2 separate regions of the Homo sapiens genome follow, and region 1 is linked to region 2. A link is an interaction called in ENCODE POLR2A ChIA-PET data of the cell type or tissue named here. Cell type or tissue: Panc1. All regions are shown on one strand. Links, peaks and the distances in the headings refer to the core of each region. The heading gives the core; the rest is flanking DNA.

What was found. Peaks named below come from ENCODE experiments on the same cell type or tissue, not always from the same donor. Only the 100,000 strongest peaks of a DNase experiment are listed, where the experiment ranks them.
Region 1: POLR2A ChIA-PET joins it to region 2 with 6 read pairs; 4 of 35 experiments call an interaction of 5 or more read pairs at or near these places.

The regions. Positions count from the first base shown.
Region 1 is chr15:70,689,464-70,692,270 of GRCh38, forward strand. UACA (uveal autoantigen with coiled-coil domains and ankyrin repeats) reads right to left here. Exons shown (of 19, transcript NM_018003.4): 4 at 1,836-1,900; 5 at 991-1,048. Among named protein-coding and RNA genes, the nearest start is that of SALRNA2, 56 kb to the left of the region's middle. In Panc1, for the core only: no CTCF peak of the experiment used is centred there; no DNase peak of the experiment used is centred there; H3K27ac peaks cover 1,186 bases.
Region 2 is chr15:70,753,824-70,756,630 of GRCh38, forward strand. The region is part of intron 1 of UACA (uveal autoantigen with coiled-coil domains and ankyrin repeats); the gene reads right to left. Among named protein-coding and RNA genes, the nearest start is that of UACA, 8.3 kb to the right of the region's middle. In Panc1, for the core only: no CTCF peak of the experiment used is centred there; no DNase peak of the experiment used is centred there; H3K27ac peaks cover 2,283 bases.

The sequences.
Region 1 (2,807 bases), core at 224-2,723, 64 kb before region 2:
TTTGCAAATACAGTAATACCCTTCTATATTAAAAAAAAGAAATGCATTGTGTGAGAAATTATCATACAAATAAAATACAAAAAGCAAAATTTTTAAAAATTAAGGTATAAAATTTTGAAGGAAATTTGAAGTATAATATGTCTTCAGTGCAGACCACCTTAATCTACTGCATATATTCCATATACATGAAAAGAGAAAGTAGACTGTTTTTTTTCCTTTGGCCTTATAGTTAAATGTAGGAATATCAGACTTAGCAAGAGGTCAGGCTATCTTACATTCCAAAAATACCTAAATATATAACTTTTTTCAAAGTACTTTCTTTAAGACACCTAAAGAATAATGCAAATAAATTTAGACACACAAGTATAATAAAATCTCTAAAAATCAGTATAAATCTCTTTTAAAATATAGCACATTACAGTGATATGAAATTCAGCACTGACATCTCTAAAGGAAAACAACTACCACCATTAATTAAGAAATTATTATGTGCCAGGCACTACTTATGATTTGATTATACTTATTAATACTACTTATTGCAGTAGTATTATTAACTTCATTTTGCAAATGAGAAAAAAGAGGTTCAGACATGTTAATTAGGTAAACATAGTTTAAGGAAAGTCTTCTTCCCATTTCTCCAATTCCCAAAGACATGAAACACACACACGCACACACATTCTCTCTCTGTTTCCCTCTCTCTCTCTCTCTCACACACACACACACACAGCTTGGAGCTCCTTGTGAGCAGGATTATAGTTTATCTACCTTTGTACCTTTAGTATCTAGCAAGCTGACTGGCCTGTAAATACTGACTGAATGAATCTTTTTAAGCGGTATAATCTAATAAATCTCTAATTTGTGCAAACAGGTTTTTAATATTCTTTGTTTCTCCATGAATTATATAAATATCTATGTGTTAAAACCCTGAAATTAATTCAAATGACTAGACATTTTAACAAATATTTGTATCCAAGGGAAACCACTGCTCACCGGCATCGTGAAGTGCAGTTCTTCCCTGCAGGTCTGCATGCTCAGTGGGACAATTGTACTGTTAAAGTAAAGAAAACTTAGTAAAGTAGGAGAGTTTTATTTTAAAATTAGATATCCAGACTCAGATGAACAGCTGTTATTTAATCTTAAAATATTCCACTTATCAAAGAAGCTAAAGACTATCCGACAATCCATGAAATATGCTGACATGGAACAAATACAGTAACATTATATAACTAAATTAACAATGTTTCACCAAACAGGAAACATATGGTACATTATAATGAATGGCATGAAATACAGGAAAATATGTATTGTTTGGGGTTTTTTTTTCCACCAAGAATTAAAACTTGAGATACTGAATCAGAAAAGCAGGTGAGTTCTGCTATGAAACTTAGTGAATATGTTTATAAAAATGTATGACTGAAATATTTGATGGGAACTTTAGCCAACTAGTTAGAATTTTGTGGTTATCTGATTAAAAATGTAATAATATTATGTAGTATAAGTTATCTGTGTTTGAATAGAAATATACAGGTCCTATGTTGTATTACTTTATCTTCCACGATAGTCTAGACAACAGAAAATTCCAACCTTCAGCTATGTCAACAGGAAGGTCAAGCCTTTGTTATTTATTTTTAATACACTGAGTTATGCAATTCACTTCCCTCAGTTTTTGCTCTTTATTGTTCACATTCCTTCACAAATGATGGAAAAAATATGTAAGCTCATAGTCAAAGTTAGTTTACTATTCTCTTTGATCTAAAATTCCAAAAACACATTAAAAGTACATCTATGATTTGTTGTCAAAATAATAAAGCTAAAGTATTAACCACTTCCACTACCTGTAGAAGTTTTTGTAGGCACAATGCATGTCCATACTTAGCAGCCAGGTGAAGAGCATTTCTCCCTATAAATAATTTAAGATACATGTGAAGGATTATTTTCTTCATATGTAAATTGAGGATTTTTATAGAAATATGATTCTTTTTTCCCAAAACTAGTTGACAACATACTTAATCTGTAAGTATACTTTCAGTTTCCAAAGATGTTTCATCTAGCTTGATATTTTAGTAAGAGATGATATACGTACCAAAACAATGAAGGTAGAAAGAAAAACTAATTATAGAAATCTATAACAAGCAGGAACTTTGTTGTATTCACTACTATATCCCCAGCATGTAGAACAGTACCTAAAACACAGCAGATAATTAAATACTGGCACAGAGAAAAGGGAAAGGAGAGAAAGACAATGAGGAAAGAAGAGAGAGAAAGAAATACCAAGATTTCACATTACATATCCAAATAGGCAGTGTGGACACTGAAAATTGAGAAAGTTAAGAAGCGTAAGGCATAGAAAGGGTATTCCTTAACTGATTTTTCATGCTTTGGCTAAAATTCAAAGTTTATTATGTAATTCTATCTCTGAAAATCAGACAACTCATGCAAATATAATTTGTATAAAATGTGCATTTTAAAGGAAATGCCAAAGGGGGTAGGGAGGAGAGGTTACCAGGTAATCTGAAAGGTTAATTCTGAATACCAGAAAAGAAACTTGTAGGAACTATCTACCTCCAAACCCTATTTTTCCTAATTATATTTCTTTATACAAACACCTCTTGGATGGTGAAAGATATAAGGATTTAACCAGGCTATTCCAACTTCTAACATTTAATGCTCTTAATTTCCCTCTAATCTCACAAACTTCTTTTCTTTTCAATTTATTCTTTTAGAGATAAGGTTTCACTCTGTCACGCAGGCTAGTGTGCAGCCTCATAGCTCAGTACAGCCTCGAATGCCTGGGCTCAAGCGATCCT
Region 2 (2,807 bases), core at 207-2,706:
GAGACAGAGCCTCGCTCCATCGCCCAGGCTGGAGTGCAGTGGCGCGATCTCGGCTCAATGCAAATTCCGCCTCCCAGGTTCACGCCATTGTCCTGCCTCAGCCTCCCGAGTAGCTGAGACTACAGGTGCCCACCACCATGCCTGGCTAATTTTTGTATTTTTAGTGGAGACAGGGTTTCATCATGTTGCCCAGGCTGGTTTCGAACTCCTGACCTCAAGTGATCCGCCCACCTCGGCCTTCCAAAGTGTTGGGATTACAGGCGTGAGCCACTACGCCCAGCCTATATTTGGTTTTCTACAATGAACATGTATGACTTTTGTGGGACAGTCATTTATCCTAACTGGTTGAGACATTCACCTGCGCTCTCTCAAGGATACCTGGCCAGGTCCCATTCAATTACAGACAGTCCCCAACTTATGATGGTTAGACTTAGGATTTTTTGACTTTACAACAGTACAAAAGCTACATGCATTCAGCAGAAACTGTATGTACTTTGAGTACCCGTACAACTATTCTGTTTTTTCACTTTCAATAGAGTATTCGGTATTGAATTCATGAGATATTCAATACTTTCTTATAAAATAGGCTTTGTGTTAGATGATTTTGCCCAACTGGAGGCTAAGTGTTCTGAGCATGTTTAAAGAAGGTTAGGCTAAGCTATGATGTTGTGTAGGTTAGGTGTCTTAAATGCATTTCGACTTACAATATTTTCAACTTAAACTGGGTTTACCAAGACATAACCCCATAATAAGTCAAGGAGCATCTGTATAAAAATACAACTCATCGATCCTTTGCCAGTGCCTTTGGTCACTCAGCTACATCAGTTCATCTTCTGCATATCATCTTGGAGACTGTATCATTTGAAAATAAGTCAATGTCAACAATATTTAGGATTTCTGACAATAAAACAAAGCCAACAGACAAAACTGTTTGTGTGACTACAAACAATCCAATTTATTCTTGTGTTTTGGGGCTACATTTTTAAGCCTGGAAGAGACATTATCTTTTCTAATGATATAAAAGCTATATAAAGCTTTTAATTGTATTATGATTAAGGAAAATAAGGCAATGAGTATTATATCCTATTGTTCCATTTATAATTTCAGGCAGCACATTTCAACCATCCATTTTTAGGCAAATTCCCCACAGAAATCAATTTGACTTCCTTTGCATAAATAAGCACGTGCAGGTGGAAATTTCAATAATATGCTGTATCCTTTAGGTGGCAGGACAAACATTTGCAAAACTGTAACAGGACAGTAAAAGTTTCCATATGATAGTGATGAAACAATACATGTTATAACGTTCAAATCTATTATTCTTGGATCTAGTTTACCAAAGATACAAACATAAGTTAAACAGGGCTGATAAAATCAAAATTTTGCTGGCTATTAGCTAATTCTAGAGAGGAAGGGAGAAGCAGAAAGATGAACTTATAAACTCACTAATAGGATAATTTCTGAAGATGAAACTTTCATGACTAGTCAGTTCTCTCTGAACAGTGATCTAAACTTGTCAAGTAATTTAAATTTTAATTCAAGGTTTAAAAAAAAAAAAGAATGAGGCCGGGGGCAGTGGCTCACGCCTATAATCTCAACAATTAGGGAGGCCGAGGTGGGTGGATCGCCCGAGGTCAGGAGTACAAGACCAGCCTGGCAAACATGGTGAAACCCCATCTCTACTAAAAACACAAAACTTAGCCAGGCATGGTGACAGGAGCCTGTAGTACCAGCTACTCGGGAGGCTGAGGCAAGAGAATCTCTTGAACCCGAGAGGCAGAGGTTGCAGTGGGCCAAGATTGCGCCACTGCACTCCAGCCTGAGCGACAAGAGGGAGACTTATTCTCAAAAATAAAAAAAAAAAAGAATGAATGAAAACCTTCCTTTACCACAATCCCCAAGCTGCACGCCCTCTAACTCCCTATTTTCAATAGAATTCTTATTTGAAGATTTGTCTATGCCTCATCTGTGCCATCCTCTACCATAAAACCAGAATTAGTTTCCAAATCTGATGCTCCCTCAGCTGTATAATTTCACAGCTCCATACCACTGCATTTGCTCTTCTTTTGCTTGGAAAGCCACTGAAATTGTCTTTCTGGCCCAAGCTCACACTCTACCTTTCAACCTTTTTATGGGCTCACTCTACACTCTATGTGCCCCCACAGCAATTTATACCGACTTCTATAATAACTGTTAACATGCCATATTCATTTATTTTTTATATCTAGCTCTTAAAATTCTTGAAGGCTGTGACTAGCTCTTTCTAATTACAGTACAGAAATTTTAGGACATACGCTAAATACAACAGTATCACAAAAGTGAATAAGCATCATGAACCACCCAGCCGCAATTTTTTTTTTTTTGATGGAGTCTTGCTCTGTTGCCCAGGCTGGAGTGCAATGGCATGATCTCAGCTCACTGCAACCTCCGCCTCCCAGGTTCAAGCAATTCTCCTGCCTCAGCCTCCCTAGTAGCTGAGACTACAAATGACCATGCCCAGCTAATTTTTGTACTTTTAGTAGAGACAAGGTTTTACCATGTTGGCCAGGCTGGTCTCGAACTCCTGACCTCAAGCGATCTGCCCACCTCGGCCTCCCAAAGTGCTGAGATTACAGGCATGAGCCACTGTACCCAGCCCCAAATGCAGTTACTAACTCAAGACCAATCCTATTGCAACTATACCCCCAACTTACTATCCCCACCCACCCAAAGATTATTTTGAAGGAAATCCCAGACTCCAAAATATTTCTTTGAAAGATAAAGACTCAGCTGGGCGAGGTGGCTCATGCCTGTAATCCCAGCACGTT